2 separate regions of the Homo sapiens genome follow, and region 1 is linked to region 2. A link is an interaction called in ENCODE POLR2A ChIA-PET data of the cell type or tissue named here. Cell type or tissue: PC-9. All regions are shown on one strand. Each heading gives the region's core, and the rest is flanking DNA. Links, peaks and the distances in the headings are about the cores only. Region 1 holds the start of MIR2116 (microRNA 2116). Region 2 overlaps CCNB2 (cyclin B2).

Evidence for each region. ChIA-PET counts read pairs that join two places held together with the same protein. Peaks named below come from ENCODE experiments on the same cell type or tissue, not always from the same donor. Only the 100,000 strongest peaks of a DNase experiment are listed, where the experiment ranks them.
Region 1: POLR2A ChIA-PET joins it to region 2 with 12 read pairs; 3 of 35 experiments call an interaction of 5 or more read pairs at or near these places.

What each region holds. Positions count from the first base shown.
Region 1 is chr15:59,165,322-59,174,602 of GRCh38, forward strand. MYO1E (myosin IE) reads right to left here. Exons shown (of 28, transcript NM_004998.4): 20 at 8,805-8,919; 21 at 8,425-8,594; 22 at 6,576-6,721. It overlaps MIR2116 (microRNA 2116), which reads right to left and starts at 5,941; the gene lies at 5,862-5,941. RefSeq lists an enhancer at 591-640. In PC-9, for the core only: a CTCF peak has its summit at 7,400; a DNase peak (open chromatin) is centred at 5,120; H3K27ac peaks cover 2,613 bases.
Region 2 is chr15:59,111,911-59,121,191 of GRCh38, forward strand. It overlaps CCNB2 (cyclin B2), which reads left to right. Exons shown (of 9, transcript NM_004701.4): 4 at 2,534-2,704; 5 at 2,808-2,966; 6 at 4,780-5,016; 7 at 5,318-5,458. Among named protein-coding and RNA genes, the nearest start is that of CCNB2, 11 kb to the left of the region's middle. In PC-9, for the core only: no CTCF peak of the experiment used is centred there; no DNase peak of the experiment used is centred there.

The sequences.
Region 1 (9,281 bases), core at 825-8,824, 54 kb after region 2:
GGTCCTTTCATGGCCAGCTTACTGAAGAGCAGCCAAAGAGTTTCCCTTGGACGTAAAGTCAGAACCCTTTACAGTGTTTTTTGGACAAATAATAGCCATTTGGGTGGAACACTTGGTCATTATCATTACCTCAGATGTTTGTTTTCAGACATCCACACATCATAGCCATGCTTCTTGCCCACTCCTGTGATAGTTGGGATCAAGGATAAACCCTGACAAGCAGTGGTTTAAACAATAGACGGTTTTCATCTCCGTCACTCAACAGCTCATGCAAAGGCAATTCAGGGCCAACGTGCCAGTTCCATAGTGCCTGGGAACAAACACCTCCTACTTACCTTTAAAGGTACAGCCAGCAATCTAAAACCCCAAAAAGCACTTATGAAAAGCTGCTCAAAAGAGCTCTTCCAAGTCATTTTGAATTAATAAAGTCTAAGCCTCCTGGCACCCTAGCCCAGGTGTAAGAACCCGGCTGCATTAGGTAGAGTGCATGCAAAAGACCAGAGTAAAACAAGAAGCTCCACTTTTTGGCCTTTGGGGTGAGGAATGAAACGCCTTCCTGTTTTGGTTGTTTGCTCAAAGCTTTCTTTGGCATGTCTGGTCATGCCTGGTGGCCTGGCTGAACTGTGGCAGGATGGTGATTATTCAACAGGGCTAAATGAGCCCAACACAAGTCACCTTGAGTGGTTTAATGGGCTTAGATTTATTAGGAGTTTCATTACTATTATAACGAAAAAAGCAAGCAGGCCAAAACTTCAAGGTCAATTATCAGCATGAATCTAGAAATGAGAAGAGATGTGTTTGGACACTTTGACTTTAACCAACAACTCCAAAATCCCCTCCCTTCAATGATCCAGGCATTGGAGCTAGGCAGACCACCTTCACCCAGGCCAGGGTCTCAGCTCATTCTGCTCTCCTTAGCCCACGCTCCTGAACCTGAAAACAAAGCTTTCGTGTTTATTTATTCTAAAAAGTCAGACTTATCTTTGGACTTCACCCCTGACTTATTCCTATGCTGCAATTCCTTACAGATGTTTGACGCTGTAAGCTGTGTTGAAAGACCTCTTCCTAGTCTCTGGTTTGGATCTGCCCTTGTTTTTTTATTCCTCTGTCTTTGCGGCTTACTGTTGTATTGCTGAAAACACTAGAAAATCTGTTTTACTCTCTTCACCAATATATCTTTTCACAGAAATGTTAGTTACAAAACACCAAGGAAAGTCCTGAAGGAGTTTTGTTTTTTTTTTTTAAAGCTGAAAAGGCAATTTCCAAGGATAGCCCTGCCTTTATTTAAGCTTTTATAAAAGTCTTTCCTGATTATGAAATATATGCTGCTTTTAGGAAACTGGAAGATACGGAGGCGAATCAAGAAGAAAATAAACCTTGCCCAGAATTCTACCACTCAGAGAAACCAGTGGCACCAGTTTCAGAACCTTCTTAACTTCTCTGAGAAAGCCCGGACGCAGATGCAGGCCTCAGCAGTGACGTGTCCAGCTCAAAGAAGCTTCACCTGACCCGCAGATGCAAAGACCCACTCTCCTCTCTTGTGTCCCAGGAATATCCTTTAAATCACGCTGGGAACACTTATAGTAAGGCACATGTTTACTCAGCTGTCTGTTCCCCCTTCCAGAATGAGAGGAGCTTCCTGAGGCAGTGACTGTGCCTCATCCACCTTCGAATACCAGGGCTCAGCACCAGGTAGGTGCTCAATCCCATGATGTTGACAACTTCCAGGTTCCCAATGCTTACAGACCATAGCAAGTCAAGATGCCAGTAATGCTTCAGGTCAGCAGGACAGGCAGTGAAGCGGGCTGTTTTTATTGCCAGAAAGTTTAGGGGATTCAGGCAAGGAGACATTCTGGGCAAGAATGTTGTGACCAGGGAGCTGGAGCCTCTGTCTAAAAGCACCGTCTTACGGGTTGTTTTTCCAATTGGAGATAAGTACTGGAAAATCTATTAACCCAGACAGACAGCCACACAACTTTTGGTCTCATCCTTCTGGTGATCAGCCACCAGAATGAGAAGAAAAATGAGAAGCCTCATCAGAGACCCCCAAATAAGAGCTTCCATGGCACCGAACTCAACACCTACAATAGCAAAGCCAAGAACATGGGTCATTACACCTGTGGTCACCCTTCCTGCAATTGAGTTTTTCAAATAAGAGTGGGGCCAGGCCAGTACTTGAACAAGAAGCAACTCTGGGAGGATCCTTCAAAAACCCAGGCATGGCCTTCTGCCAGCAGCCACCATACACTCAGAAATCCCGTGTCTCAACTCTGTATTGGTGTGTCACCTCCTGACACTCTTCCCGAGTCTCCAATGAAGCCAGAAATGCAAGCGTCAGTGTTTCACTTTAATTTTTATTTATTTATTTATTTTGAGACGGAGTCTCGCTCTGTTGCCCAGGCTGGAGTGCAGTGGTGTGATCTTGGCTCACTGCACCCTCCGCCTCCTGGGCTCAAGCGATTCTCCTGCCGCAGCCTCCTAAGTAGCTGGGATTACAGGCACACACCACCATGCTCAACTAATTTTTTTGTATTTTTAGTAGAGAGGGGGTTTCATCATGTTGGCCAGGCTGGTCTTGAACGCCTGACCTCAAGCAATCGGCTCGCCTCGGCCTCCCAAAGTGCTGGGATTACAGGTGTGAGCCACCACACCCAGCCTAATTTTTATTTAAATAAGGATTTTTCCTGATCAAATTATCCTGGAGTCCCTTTGACAAACTATTGTCTTAATATCTCTCTGAGCTATTGGCCCTATTTCTACCTGTTGGGATCCTATTTTTTCTTGTAAATGAAAACTTCAAAAAAATTTTTAACCGTAACTCAACTAGACATATATCTGTATGTTTAGAAAAGATAAAGACTTCTAAAAATTTAACATCTACTGGAGGATTAGAAAAACATTTTATTATGGAAAATTCTAAATTGTAAACAAGTAGGATAGTAGGGCCAGGTGCAGTGGCTCATGCCTGTAATCCTAGCACTTTGGGAGGCGAGGTGGGTAGATCCCATGAGCCCAGGAATTGGAGACCAGCCTGGGTAACATGGGGAAACCGTGTCTCTACAAAAAATACAAAAATTAGCCAGAAGTGGGGGTACATGCCTGTAGTCTCAGATACTTAGGGGGCTGAGGTGGGAGGATTGCTTGAACCTGGAGGGCGAGGCTGCAGTGAGCCGAGATTGCGCCACTGCACTCCAGCCTGGGTGGCAAAGTGAGACCCCGTCTCAAAAAAATAAAAAGTAGTATAGAATGAACCACCACATGTCAGATTTCAAGCACCAATTCACGGATAATCACAATTATCTACAACCTCACTCTCCCTGCTTCCACTTTAAAATAACTACCAGGCTGGAGTGCAGTGGTATGATCATGACTCATTGCAGCCTTGACCTATTGGGCTCAAGCAATCCTCCCACCTCAGCTTCCTGAGTAGCTGGGACCACGGGCACGTACCACCACTCCTGGCTAATTTTCACATTTTTTGTAGAGATGGGTTCTTACTATGTTGCCCAGGTGGGTCCCAAACCTCCTGGGGTCAAGCGAGCCTCCTGCCTTGGTCTCCCAAAGTGCTGGGATTACAGGCGTGGGTCACTGCGCTCAGCCTTTATTTCATGCTCAAATGTTTCAGTACATATTATTAAAAGATAAAGTCTCTTTATATTAAAATTAACCACAAAACATTATCATACCTACAGAAATAAACAATAAATTCTTCATACCAAATATTTAGTCATGCTCACATGTTGTCTTGTAACTGTTACTGAATGGTTGGTTGGTTTGAATAGGGAGCTGTAGGCCCACTGTGCACTGACATTAATTGTAAGAGCTAGAGATGGGCTAAGATCAAGCTTATGGGATACTTTGATAAATCGTAACTAGGAGGCCATATGTTGATATCATTCCAGCCAATAGTCAACTGGTCAATCTCAGAAATTCTTAAAAACACATACAGATGTTGCAGCTTTTTTCCTGAAGTACAAGCCAACTGTTAAAATCTTTCTCTATGCCAGTACTGAAGTATTTTGAGAACACACACGCATGTTCAGTAGTCTGGTACCAGAATTAATTTCCACTCTGGGTTCGATTCTGCACACACATCACCCTCTGGTTGCTTTCCTAACTTGGTTCTGATTACTGGCCTAACTCAAGTATAAAGAAATGAGGGGACACTATTATTCATCTTGGCAAGTGTGAGGTTCAGTGACTGCAATACACAGACATCACAAGTTCAAATGACTCACACTTTCTTTTTTTTTCCTTAGAGTCAGAAAAACTTTTAGGCTAAGTACCTCATTTTACTACAGCCTTTAAAAAGGAAAGACCGCAAGAAAGGAACCTTCCAGATAATGAATACTGAACAGGAAGAAGAAAAAGAAGCTGGTGCTCCCATGACAGATTATATCCCCAGAGGCTGTAAAAGAAGACAATAAACAAACAAAAAACAATAAAAGGAAGAAATTTGAGTGTGAACAGTCCCTACAGTCCCTGCTTGACAACCCCCTCAAGGACTTATCAATAAGATAGTAAGTGTCAAAGTGCTTGATACAAGTGTAGCTCAAGGCCAGGCACGGTGGCTCACGCCTCTAATCCCAGCACTTTGGGAGGCTGAGATGAGTGGATCACTTGAAGTCGGGAGTTCAAGACGAGCCTGGCCAACGTGGTGAAACCTTGTCTCTCACTAAAAATACAAACATTAGCCAGGGGTGGTGGCTCAGGCCTGTAATCCCAGCTACTCGGGAGCCTGAGGCAGGAGAACCACTTGGACCAGGGAGGCAGAAGTTGCAGTGAGCTGAGATCACGCCACTGCACTCCAGCCTGGGTGACAGAGCGAGACTCTGTCTAAAACAAAACAAAACAAAACAAAACAAAACAACCACACAAATGTAGCTCAATTAGGATAATTTATGGTCCCAGTCATGAGCACTCCACCAGGGGTCTGAGGGACTGAAGACATACCTGGGCAATAACAGAAAGAACAAGTCACTCTCGGCACAGCGACTACACACACCCTAGAGCTGTGGTTCCCTGACTTTCACCTGCTGTGCCTGCCAAGCACGCTGTGGCCAACCTGGCTTAGTCCAGGCATGGCAGGGCCCCATGCAATGACAAACAAAGCAGGAGCTTCCTGTTGGGTTTCCACGGCAGCCTCAGGGCCCAGCTAGCCAGGAAGAGTGTGGCCAGCAGGCACTGCCCCGCTCAGGTTGGGACCCAGCCAGTGAGCTGAATGTTTAGGAAGGCCTTCAGAAAATCAGTCAGCGCCTAGAGCTTTAAAAAAAAAACAAAAAAAACAATAGCCTTGAAACCTACCTGAGGTGGGGCTGCAAAATGGACACTGCGGACTCATCTGCTTAGCAACTTTACCACATCCTGAGTTGGCACGTTTTAAATACTTCACTGCACTGCACTGCCTGGTCCTTTATCCAGGGAAATTAGGAACAGATAGAATCAGAAACCACAGAGACACAGGCAAGAATGGATGCAACTAGAAATCTGTTTTGGATTATCAGACTGGAACTAGGATTTCCAGCTTGGTACATCAGACGCCTGAGCACATAAAACCCCTGCTTTTTCCTGAGCGCACCAGTTTTGCCTTCTGTGTGGAGTAAGAGTTTGACAGGCGTCCCAATTCCATGTTCATGTGAGAGCAGAACATCTTTAATGCAAAGGCCCAAAGCTTTTCCTGATTAAAGTAGTGTTAGCCTCAGAGGCCCAGGGACACGATTCTTGGAGGAAGCTATGGGGCTCAAGGAGGCCTTTCTTCCATTCTTAGTCTTCATGGATTGCGAGGATTTCCTGTGTCAGCGGAACTTAGTCTAGGAGTTCTTACCATGGGAGGACTTCGGGAGGACTTAGCATGGGAGGACTCCTAGTCTGGGAGTTCTTGGCATGGGAGGACTTCTTAGCATGGGAAGACCTCCTATGCTAAGAACCCCTAGCCTAGGTCCCACTGACGGAGGAGATGCTGACGGCCGGCAGAGGAGCCCTTCTGCCGAGAGGAAGCCAAGGTGCTGCCGGGAGGAGCAAGGGCCCTTCCTGAGGCCTTGTGGAAGCAAACACCACTCCCCACTGCCTGAGAATTGGAGCGAAGAGAGCATCTCACGATGACTCCAGGGCTACAGAGAATGGAGACCAACTTGCACTCCCTAAGGAAGTCCCAAAGAAACTTCCCTTTCAGGACCCTCTGCTCAGGGAAATGGGTGAGGCCTCCAACCTGGGTGAGGTGGACTGGGGGACAGGGCTCTGAATCCTTGGCTCTACTGCAACAAGAGAAATTATTCTCTGAGGTGTTCCATATACCGGGTTCATTTCTAACACGTTTCGGTTACAAGAGATCTGGGTCCCCCTTGATTAGAGGAGCTGTCCGGAGGCAACCTTTTCTTGGTACCTTCTTCCTGACATATCAAGACTTGCTGAGACTAGGGAGTCTTCCCTTTGGGACAAAGGGAAATTCCATTCTCTTGATCATGATTTTGACAGCTGGGAAGCCCAGCCCGGCCTTCCTCCTGGCTGTTTGGAACAGCGGACCGTGATGCTGAGGCGAGAAGGGGCAGTCCTGCCTCTGCACCTCCACTACTCACCTGAGGGACACAGACAAGATCCGTTCTATCTCGATTTTCCGCTTCAGGACTTCTTTCACCAGGCCCTTGTCTGGGCCCTGTTTGACTTTTTCTCGTCCGATTAAGTACAAGCACTTTGGGGTAAGGAGCAGGTCTCGCTTTACACCCTGTAAGGAGAGGAGCTTTAAGAAGCTGGACAGGCCAGGCATGGTGGCTCACACCTGTAATCCCAGTACTTTCGGAGGCCGAGGCGGGTGAATCACCTGAGGTCAGGAGTTCGAGACCAGCCTGACCAACATGGTGAAACCCCGTCTCTACTGAAAATACAAAAATTAGCTGGGTGTGGTGGTGGGCGCCTGCAATCCCAGCTACTTGGGAGGCTGAGGCAGGAGAATCGCTTTAACCTGGGAGGTGGAGGTTGCAGTGAGCCGAGATTGCGCCATTGCACTCCAGCCTGGGTGACAGAGCAAGACTCCGTCTCAAAAAAAGGTGGACAGACATGGTCAATGTGATGACAACAATTCACACAGTGGACTGCTGTTACCAGGACAGGGGGAAGCTGCCTTGGACAGTCAATCTTCACTACTGTTGAGAGGCCATTCCATTCATCACATGACCGGGCCCCATGACAGTGAAAGAGGGCATTGTTCATGATTATTAGGATGACATGTAAAAAATGATGACATTTGACTCTTTTTGACTTAAAAACTGGCAAACTCATATGGAGTCACTTCACATATCAGGACAGCAGGTGTAAAGGGAAAGTCACCAACACCTGTGGTGAACTTAGCAAGGATGCACTACAGCATGTTTCTAAACAGGGGGCAGTGTCTGCATATATTTTCTTGGGAGTTCATAAAATTTTCATTCTAAAATACTGATATATTGTCATTTGAATGATAATTCTCAATAATCTAATAGAAATCTACTTGGGAATTTGTGGGTAACCACTTTATAATGAGTACCGCTGCGAGAGCTAAGCACCCCTGTGTGCATCCAGGGCTGCCGTCACAGCAGCTGGTGCCATGCACAGGTTGCAAGGAATGGTTTGGTTTTAGCAAAACATGCTTCCGTTGTTTATTTCGTTAAATTTTTTTCTTGACCTCCCCGCCCCTGGCAAAAAGCCAAAAGCTCTTAACGGGTCCATGAGCTTCTGAAGCTTCAGATTTTTCTATTAGGACCAAGACTTTATCAAAAGGTATCTAAAGGAGGAGGTGAAAAATCAACTGTTCCTCCTGTGGCTGGAAAAGCCTTACTTATCAGCCACTCTGGGAAAATGGATGAGGATACTCTGCAATATTACTTGATACTCTGAATCCTTTGATTCAACGATTTCACTCCTATCAATTTCTTCTAAAAATATTAGGAGACAGATAGATACACAAAGATGTGTGAAAAGATGCTCACTGAAGTTACGATAGTAAAAAAGAAAAACTCACTAAAAATTGATTCATGAGAAACTGGTTAAAAATAATAAAGCATCTGTCAAATGGAATACTATGCAGCCATGTAAAATAACTTATATTGCTAACTGTATTACTATCGAAAATTCTCGCATTATTTAAAAGACAAACAAAAAACCACTTCAGGACATAAAACAGCATGTAATGTATATCTCATTTTTTGTAAAACTAAATACGCAAATGTATGTTTTCATAAAAACATTCTGAAAGATATGGATATACACAGAATGTTAACAGTGAATGTTTCTGGGCATAGGTGCCTGTTTATCTTTTGGTTTACTGTATTTTCTCTAAATTTTTCTACAACGAACACATTCTGATTTGGTAACAACAAAAGCAAAATAACAAGTTATTAAAAAAATAAGGAATCTGTTTGGTGATCTCAGAGGCAGGCAGTTAGCACGTACCTTGAACCTCCTGTCATACTTGGTGACTGTGTCTGCGAAATCAATCTTCTCCCTCTTGCCCACGAACTGCTGGAGTTCTGGGTGCTCTTCCATCCCAATATAATCCCCTATAAAGTTCCTGTTAATACTGTTTCTCCTTCTCTCCTTCTTGTTCAATAAGAGGTCTGAGGCTACAATTCCCAAGAGGGTCAAGATGGAAGAAGGATAAGTCAGTCAGAAAAGGGAGGAAAATACTGTGGAAATATACAAAGAAACTCTAAATGATGCAATATTTTTAGCGTGACATTATATGCAAAATAAAATGGAACTTAAAACTTCACTTAAGCTCCAATTTACTCTTCAGATTTATTAAAATCAATGAAACAAAATTGCTAAAATACCTTCTTCTCTCATTTGAACGTATTTCTTCCGGGCCACGAATTTCCTCCATGATTTCTGTATCACTCGAGCATACCCATCATACTTTCTCTCTCTCATCTCTTCTAAAAGAAATAGCTGTGAATGGAGAGAAGACAAATGTGAGCCAAGCCCCAAGCCCCAATCCCTGAACAACACTTTTCTTGTTATTCCAGGGACCCTCAGTTTAGACAATGACACACACGGGAAGCAGCTTCTCTGATTCATGAACGAATATGTGAAACGCTTACTGTGGCATGTTGTTTATTCTCACTATAAAATGACCTATACCTTTTTTTCTTTTAATGGAAAACAATGGGAAATAGGAGAATCTGAGTGTATTCAGTTAGACCTTGTCCTGCCTTGCTACAGTCTCTGTGAGAATCGAATGAGCGATTCAATGCTTCTCCACTTATTCCCCACCTTGATCCAAAGAGTGTATTATTAGGAAGTCAGATCAA
Region 2 (9,281 bases), core at 627-8,626:
GGCATAATCATGGGTCACTGCAGTTTTGATCTCCTGGGCTCAGGTGATTCTCCCATTTCAGCCTCCAAGTAGTTGGGACAACAAGTGTGCGCCACCATGCCTGGCTAATTTTTGTATTTTTTGTAGAGGCGAGGTTTTGCCATGTTTCCCAAGCTGGCCTCAAACTCCTGAGCTGAAGCAATCCACCTGCCTCAGCCTTCCAAAATGCTGGGATTACAGGTGTGAGCCACCGCACTTGGCCTGGGTTCTCAAATTCTTGTATAAATGGCATGCATGCCTGCATAGTTCTTGCTCACCTGGTTCTTCCTCAGTTTAAGACCTTTGATTTAAGAGGGGAGGACATGTTTTAAACTGTTTTTTTGTTTTGTTATTGTTGTTATTGATGCATCCTCGAAGACTGGAAATTATAATCATTGAGCTTTACTGTAAATTAAAATTGTCTTTTTTTTTTTGAGACAGAGTCTCGCTCTGTCACCCAGGCTGGAGTGCAGTGGTGTGATCTCCGCTCACTGCAACCTCTGCCTCCCAGGTTCAAACGATTCTCCTGCCTCAGCCTCCTGAGTAGCTGGGATTACAGGTGTGTGACACCACAGGCCCAGCTAATTTTTGTATTTTTAGTAGAGATGGGGTTTCACCATGTTGGTTAGGCTGATTTCAAACTTCTGACCTCGTGATCCACCCACCTTGGCCTCCCAAAGTGCTGGGATTATAGGCGTGAGCCACCAGGCCTGGCCGCCTCCTCTTTTTAAAAAATATTTTATTACCTTAATATATATTTGTATAGCTTAGCATCTTGTTAGGTTTTACTTGGAGAAGTACTTTTTTTTTGAAAGCATTGATTTGGCTGGGTGCAGTGGCTCAAGCCTGTAATCCCAACACTTTGGGAGGCCGAGGTGGGCGGATCACAAGGTCAGGAGATCGAGACCATCCTGGCTAACACGGTGAAACCCCGTCTCTACTAAAAATACAAAAAATTAGGCGAGTGTGGTGGAAGGCGCCTGTAGTCCCAGCTACTCCAGAAGCTGAGGCAGGAGAATGGCGTGAACCCGGGAGGCGGAGCTTGCAGTGAGCCAAGGTCGTGCCACTGCACTCCAGCCTGGGCGACAGAGCGAGACTCCATCTCAAAAAAAAAAACATTTAAAAAAGCAAAGATTTTTTTATCTTTCATTAATAAATACTTGTTTTAACTGCTTTATAAATTTTTAATTTGCATAATTTTTATAAATAATTACCCAGTCAGCATAGGAAAGTGAAATACTGAGTTGTGAACTTGCTCAGTCTTCGCTCCCTTCTCCTATTTTATTTATAGACTGCAATATGCTTTTCTCCTTTTTAGTTGCCAGTTTTTCAATTTAGAATAAATTAGTTAAAGAGAAGAAAACATTATACTGCAGAAGAGGCTGCTACTAAAGTAGAATGATCAGCTCCAGTAATCTTTGAACCCAGGTGGTCAAGTTTCTTCCATTTATTGAGCACCTACTACGTATCAGGGATTATATAGATGTTTGAGGTGCCTTAGTGGGCAAAACCAATTAAATAAACGTAAGCTTTTAGAGCTTACATTCTGGCAGAGGTAGACAGAAAATAATACACATACTATATAAACTATAGAATTTTAGAAGTATAGGTATTATGAGAAAAAACAGAATAATACACATATAAACTATAGAATTTAGAAGTATAGGCTTTATGAGAAAAAACAGAATAATACACATATTAACTATAGAATTTTAGAAGTATAGGTTTTATGAGATGAGACATATGGGTAGGGTAGGAGGACAGGGATTGGAGGCAGGTGATAATTTTGTTTTTTGTTTATTTGGTTGGTTTTGAGGCGGAGTCTTGTTCCGTCCAGCCCAGGCTGGAGTGCAGTGGCGTGATCTTGGCTCATTGCAACCTCTGCCTCAGCCTCCTGAGTAGCTGGGACTACAGGGGCGCACCATCACGCCCAGCTAGTTTTTGTATTTTTAAAGTAGAGATGGGGTTTTGCCATATTGGCCAGGCTGGTCTTGAACTCCGGGGCTCAAGCCATCCACCTGCCTTGGCCTCCCAAAGTGCTAGAATTACAGGCGTGAGCCACCGTGCATGGCCTGATAATTTTAAATAGGAGTTAGGATAGACCCCATTGAGAATGTAACATTTAAGTAAAACTTGAAGTAAGGGAATTACCCATATGGACATAGGGGCAAGAGCATTCTGGGTAAGAAGAACCTGGCTTGAGTGAAGCAGTCAAGGGAGAGAAGCAGGAGATGGGTCAGCGAGGGAACTGGGGAGGGCCAGATTATATAAGGTCTGTAGGCCATTGGGAGGACTTAAGTTTTCAGTTTGAGTGAAATTAGAGAGTTTTAAACAGAGAAGTGTCTCTTGAAGAACTTCACATACTATATCTTGAATTATTCACCTCTTGGTATGAAATTTGTTGTGTCTTTAACATATTTCAGATGTGCGTATGATATTGATATTTAAGCCAGTTGGCTCTGCATGTATTTATGGTTAAGGCTGCTCCTACATGTGCCTAAATTTGTTGGTGTAGGGTCCTTCTCCCACACCTGAGGATGTCTCCATGAAGGAAGAGAATCTCTGCCAAGCTTTTTCTGATGCCTTGCTCTGCAAAATCGAGGACATTGATAACGAAGATTGGGAGAACCCTCAGCTCTGCAGTGACTACGTTAAGGATATCTATCAGTATCTCAGGCAGCTGGAGGTAGGTGGGCCTTTGTGTTTTGGTTGTATAAGCAATGTGGAATTTACCACACAGCTGGGAAGCAAACAAGGTCAGCTTTTTAAACTTTTGATTCTACCCACAGGTTTTGCAGTCCATAAACCCACATTTCTTAGATGGAAGAGATATAAATGGACGCATGCGTGCCATCCTAGTGGATTGGCTGGTACAAGTCCACTCCAAGTTTAGGCTTCTGCAGGAGACTCTGTACATGTGCGTTGGCATTATGGATCGATTTTTACAGGTAGGTGTGGCTTCAGGGACTTCACGCCAGTGGCTCATTGAACATTGCATTTATGCTTGGGGGATAGAAAACTAAAGTGGGTACTTCTGAAAAAAAGACCAAAAATCAAATTGTGAGAAGCCAAAGAACTTTGGGGACTAAAAAGGGAAGTAATCCAAGTGTGTCAAGCCTTTGATGATGCGGACCAATAATGGGCATTTCTGTAAGGCCAGCCAGCTAAAAAGTACTTGGGGGAAATATTGCATTGCCACAATCCTTCATCAGAGGAAATATACCATCAGTTGGGCTGAAAGTCCATCTGAAGCCTGTAGTGCCTTTGGATGCTGGTTTTCTGGGCCTGCTTGCACAATTTCCATAGTTTGGTGCTCTGGTGTTAAGTTTCCTCATCTGAAAAACGATGAGTTTGGCTGGAGAACCTCCACATTTCCAGCCAACTATGTCATTGAATCACTGTAGAAGAAGAAGGTGGCAGTATTTGTTTTTTTTAAAGGAGCAGGGGTTGTGTGTGGAGTGGACTGAGAATGTAGTGTAATAAAGAGTAATATAAGAAAATAAGAGGCAAACATAATCTTCAGCATATTTATGAGTGGGTAATGCACAGCCCCTGACCTGTTAGAAGAGACAGCAGATATAAATTGCCAGTGTGTTATCTACCAAACAATAGCCCTGCAGATAAGGTTTTATTTATTTAAAGTCAACATTCAGGATAGGGGTTTAGGTCAGGCACAAATTCTGTCCAAACAATGTAATAAAAATTACTTTACAATAATGACCCTGAGATACTACAAAATCCCAGGTAGCATGCATTCCTCTTTGGGCAGGAAAGCACAACAGTATTTTAGGTAGGTTTCTTTATTTTTTATTTTTTTGAGACAGGGTTTTATTCTGTTGTTGCCCACGCTGGAGTGCAGTGACACAATCTGGGCTCACTGTAGCCTCAATTTCCTGGGTTCAATCAATCCTTCTACCTCAGCTTCCCAAGTAGCTGGGACTATAGGCATATGCTACCACGCCCAGCTAAGTTTTTGATTTTTTTATAGAGATGGGGTTTTGCCATGTTGCTCAGGCTGGTCTCGAACTCCTTAGCTCAAGTGATCTGCCCACCTCGGCCTCCCAAAGTGTTGGGATTATAGGCATGAGCCACTGTGCCCATCCGTGGTAGATTTTTAATAATGAGAGTTGAAGCAAGAAAAGTACAGAGTTTGGGAGGAAAAAAAAAAAGCAATTAAGGGAAACGCTTTACCCTAGCCTGAGAGTCTGCCTGACTCCAAAGCATTAGCGAAAGATTTTCTAAGCTGAATAATGGGTATGCTTTTGGTAAGGATTAAGGAAATGAGCCATCCATTAAATTCTCACTTTTTTCTTTGGCCTCATTTCTATTCAGACCATGTTTAGTGTGTCAGGCCAGGGCTGCCACAGATACTCAAGTCAGCATGAGGTTGTGGGAAGGGTGACTAGGAGCTTGGTATTCAGGCTTGGATTCTTCCCTTCTTGGCAATTGAATGATCTTGGCATGGTGTCTGAATCTGTTCTCAGGACATCTATTTGTAATTGAGGAATAAAATATGCCTTTCCTAGAATTTTTATGAGGATTGGGTGAGATAATATGTTAGAATCTTAGCACTGTGCCTAGCACACAGTGCTCAATTACAGATAGCTGTCATGATCAGTGGTAGAACAGTCAGGTCTCCTGTGCCCTTATGAGCAAAGACAATGTGCACTTTTCCAGGACTTGGTTTCCTTTCCCCTTCTCCCACCTAAAGCTTCACTCTTCTTGTTAGGTGTGACTTTTGTTACATTAATTTTCCATTAGGTTCAGCCAGTTTCCCGGAAGAAGCTTCAATTAGTTGGGATTACTGCTCTGCTCTTGGCTTCCAAGTATGAGGAGATGTTTTCTCCAAATATTGAAGACTTTGTTTACATCACAGACAATGCTTATACCAGTTCCCAAATCCGAGAAATGGAAACTCTAATTTTGAAAGAATTGAAATTTGAGTTGGGTCGACCCTTGCCACTACACTTCTTAAGGCGAGCATCAAAAGCCGGGGAGGTAAGTGCCTCCAGCTCTGTAAGAGACTATTTTTGCTTGGTGTCTCATCCCAGAAACCTTGACCTAATTTAAGGAAAGCTTATTTATAGGACGCTTCCTTTAGGTAAGTCTTAATGCTTTCCTCATCAGTTCTTAAGAGAAAAGGCCTCATGATCTATGTTTACAACATAGTGTGGAATAGAGTAATTCTTGAGAAGGATAAGTGAGTCAAGTGAATTGGAGTTCCTAGGCCTTCACGCAGAATTTTGCAAGACAGTAATTACACTTGTGATTCTTACTATCCCTTGCTGTTCTTTCTTAGGTTGATGTTGAACAGCACACTTTAGCCAAGTATTTGATGGAGCTGACTCTCATCGACTATGATATGGTGCATTATCATCCTTCTAAGGTAGCAGCAGCTGCTTCCTGCTTGTCTCAGAAGGTTCTAGGACAAGGAAAATGGGTGAGTGGTGGATTTAAGAAGAAACTAATTAGGCTATATTTTAGTCCTTCGTAATACAAAAGGCCTTAGCATTTTTACAACACTATCCTTGAAGCAGTTGGTTTTGTTTTGTGTTTTTGAGACAGGGTCTCATTCTGTCACGTAGGCTGGAGTGTGGTGGTGCCATCACAGCCCACTGCAGCCTTGACTTCCCAGGCTCAAGTAATCCTCCTACCTCAGCCTCCCGAGTAGCAGGGACTACAGGCATGCATGACCATGCCTCGCTAATTTTTGTAAATTTTTTTGTAGAGACAGGGTTTTGCCATGTTGTCTAGGCTAGCCTTGAACTCGGCTCAAGCAGTCTGCCCACCTTGGCCTCCCAAAGTGCTAGGATTTCAGGTGTGAGCCACAGTGCCTGGCCTGAAGCAATTGTTTAAAGTCCAAAGTCCTAAAGGAAAACTACTTGGAGAGGGGCATGGGGGCTTGTGCTTGTAGTTCTAGCTACTTGGGAGGCTGAGGGAGGAGGATCATTTGAGCCCAGGCCCAGGAGTTCAAGTCTATCCTGGGGAACACAGAGAGACCCTTGTCTCTTGGGAAAGAAAGCAAGCAAGCTGCTTGGAACAGTTCACATAGAAGTGAGTTGACTATACATACTAAGGTGCATGTGTGCAGTATAGAGTTGTACAGAATGAGGAAGGCCACTAAGAACTGACATGTATGATTTCTTAGATATTACGTTAAGTGAAACAAGCAAGTTGTCAAGCACACAAGACAAAGGAAGGCCAAGGCCTGACTGATTTAGCCAGTAAGAATAGAATGAGCCACTTGTAGATTTAGAAGAGTAGCCAAGGATGGCAGCTCCTCGGGTCTTTGTTTCACATGGCAAAAAGGATAATGTGGAAACAAATGGAGCTGGATGGCTGCAATGCAAGTCACAGGTACACTGTTGTGGAGAAGCCAGTTCTAGACCACCGCTAAACAGTCTTCTAGTCTGCAGTTATACCCTGAGAGCAGTACAATAGAAAACCTCATCAGAACCTAGGGGATACGAAGCTGTCTTGGCCGGGTGCCATGCCAGTAATCCCAGCACTTTGGGAAGCCAAGGTGGACAGATCACCTGAGGTCAGGAGTTTGAGACCAGCCTGGCCAACATGGCAAAACCCCCGTCTCTACTAAAAATACAAAAATTAGCCAGGCATGGTGGCAGCTGCCTGTAATCCAGGCTACTCTGGAGGCCTAGGCATAAGAATCACTTGAACCCGGAAGACAAAAGTTGCTTTGAGCCAAGATCGTGCTACTGCACTCCAGCCTGGCGGACAGGGCGAGACTCTGTCTCCAAAAAAAATATAAAAAAGAAGAAGTTGTCTCGTGACAGCCTCCCAGGGGAGATAGGGAGGTGAGTGGGAGATGGCTGGGCGGCAGCTCTGCCCACACCTGCCATCTCCTCCTTTTTCAGGAGGATCACAAAGCATTTTGCCAGGACAGATCAGCTGTGGTTCAGGCCTTGGCCTGTGTGGCCTATATGGATATAGGCAAGGTCACCAGGGCAGCATGGTGGAGCTGTTCACCTAAACAATGTATATTGTAGTTTACATTTTATGCAAGAAAGTGTGTGTATGTATATATATTTATATATTTGTTAATTTTTTGGTACGGGAGGAATAAACCAGAAAGAATGAAAGTGGAAACTATGGGGTTCTTTGGGAATAGGGTGGAGGTTGAGGATGAGAGGACTTCTGATTGTAACCTTTTATTGACTTTATAATACAGTGTAACTTTTTTGACTTTTGAACAATGTAAATATTTTATGCAAACTTTAAATTGTAATTAAGTGGAAATAAACAATGTAACTACATGTGAAATTGGTAACAGAACACAGAGGAAAGAATTAATTTAAGTACTTGTTGCTTGAGCCCAGCCTGGGTAGCGTAGCAAGACCCCCATCTCTATAAAAAATTAAAAAATTAGCTGGGTATGGTGGCACACACCTGTAGTCCTAGTTACTCAGGAGGCTGAGGCAGGAGGATTGCTTGAGCCCAGGAGTTCAAGGCTGAAGTAGCTATGATCCTGCCAGTGCACTCCAACCTGGGCAACAGAGCAAAACCCTGTCTCCAAAAAAAAAAAAAAAAACAAATCTGTAACCTGAACACAGCATTCTGACTGTGCATCCTTAGTGGGATTTAAAGTATGACAAAATAAAGGACTAAAGTGGTAACATCAAGTTTACTTAGTAGGTTCATTGTTAATAGTAATCTGTTATTATAATTTTGGAACTAGTTTATGTGTATTGTAGGATAAAACAAATTTATTCATGTTATTAAGGACTAAAATTTTCAATATAGGAAGAGTTTTAAATTATTAATTCATTAATTTTTTCTTATACAGGGTCTTGCTTTGTCATCCAGGCTGGAGTGCAGTGCTGCTGTCACAGCTCACTGCAGCCTCAATTGCCTGGGCTCAAGTGATCCTCCCACTTCAGCCTCCCACGTAACTGGGACCCAGCCACACGCCATCATGCCTGGCTAATTTTAAAGTTTTTTTGTAGAGATTAGCTCTCCCTGTGTTGCCCAGGCTGGTCTCGAACTCCTAGGCTCAAGTGATCTTCTCGCCTTGGCCTCCCAAAGTGCTGGGATTACAGACGTGAGCCACTGTGCCTGGCCTAAGAGAGAAAATATTAACAATTAAAAACAAAAGGTTAGTCCTCACGTAGGAAATAGCAAAACAAAAACAAAGGAAAACCCCTATTATGTTTTGGAAATAACAGCAAATTCATAATAAAGGGTCTCAGAAACAGTGACAACTCAGTAGTAGTGAGCATATTTAGTGCCCACATCTTGGATACTAAATACCATTATCTACTGGCAACTAGGGCTGTTTAGTGAAATTGCTGATTTCAGGGCTATGGCAGGGGAAGTACAAGGTGAGCCTAGAACAATTTGTGCCAGATAGCACACAAATTCTCAAAGATCAATGAGGTCACATCAAAAGGACATAGGAGAGCTGGTCATGGTAGCATGTGCCTATAGTCCCAGATACTCAGGAGGCTGAGGCAGGATCCCTTGAGCCCAGGAGTTGGAGGCTGCATTGACCTATGATTGCACCACAATAAAATAGGAAGGAAGGGAAGGAGGGAGATAGGAACTGGCTTGAAAGGACTCTGGCTGACTGAATTAGAGCATTAAAAAGAATAATGACAGTAATAGATTATAGTGTATAAAAAAAAGGATTCCTGGGACCATAATGACATAAAAAATAAAAGAGGGGTTCATTTTTAAAAATCAGAATACCAGCTAATTAAAGTAGAATGATAGAGTTAGAAACCACTAATTTTCAACCTGTAATGTAATAATTTATTCAAGCAAGGTGCATCAATGAATGCAAAAATCATTAGATGGAATAATTTTGGGAAACAAGATTCACGTGGTCTCAATTTATCATCCCATAGATACTTATTAATTCTGTAACAAAACTGCACATCTATGATGAAGTGGTCTGGTGGTTTCCACCTTCACCCAGTGATTAAGCTCAGCATTACCACTGGCAGACGACCTGAGTTGCCATGCCGTGTTGTGCAGTAAGATGTATACATTATCACCTATTCATGCCCAAAATGTTTGACATGAATTAAATCTTGAGGAAATATGCAAATCCAGAATGTGAGACATTTTAAAAGGAACTGCCTCGATGCTTAAAAAAAAAAAGTCACTGGTGACAGTGTTTCTTATGTGAGAATGGTGTTATGGATAGGTACGAAAACGTACTTTTTAGAATATGCTTCTGAAACATTTAGCAGGGATGTGCTGTGATATCTGCAAATCGCTTTCAAATGGCATAGCAAAAATTG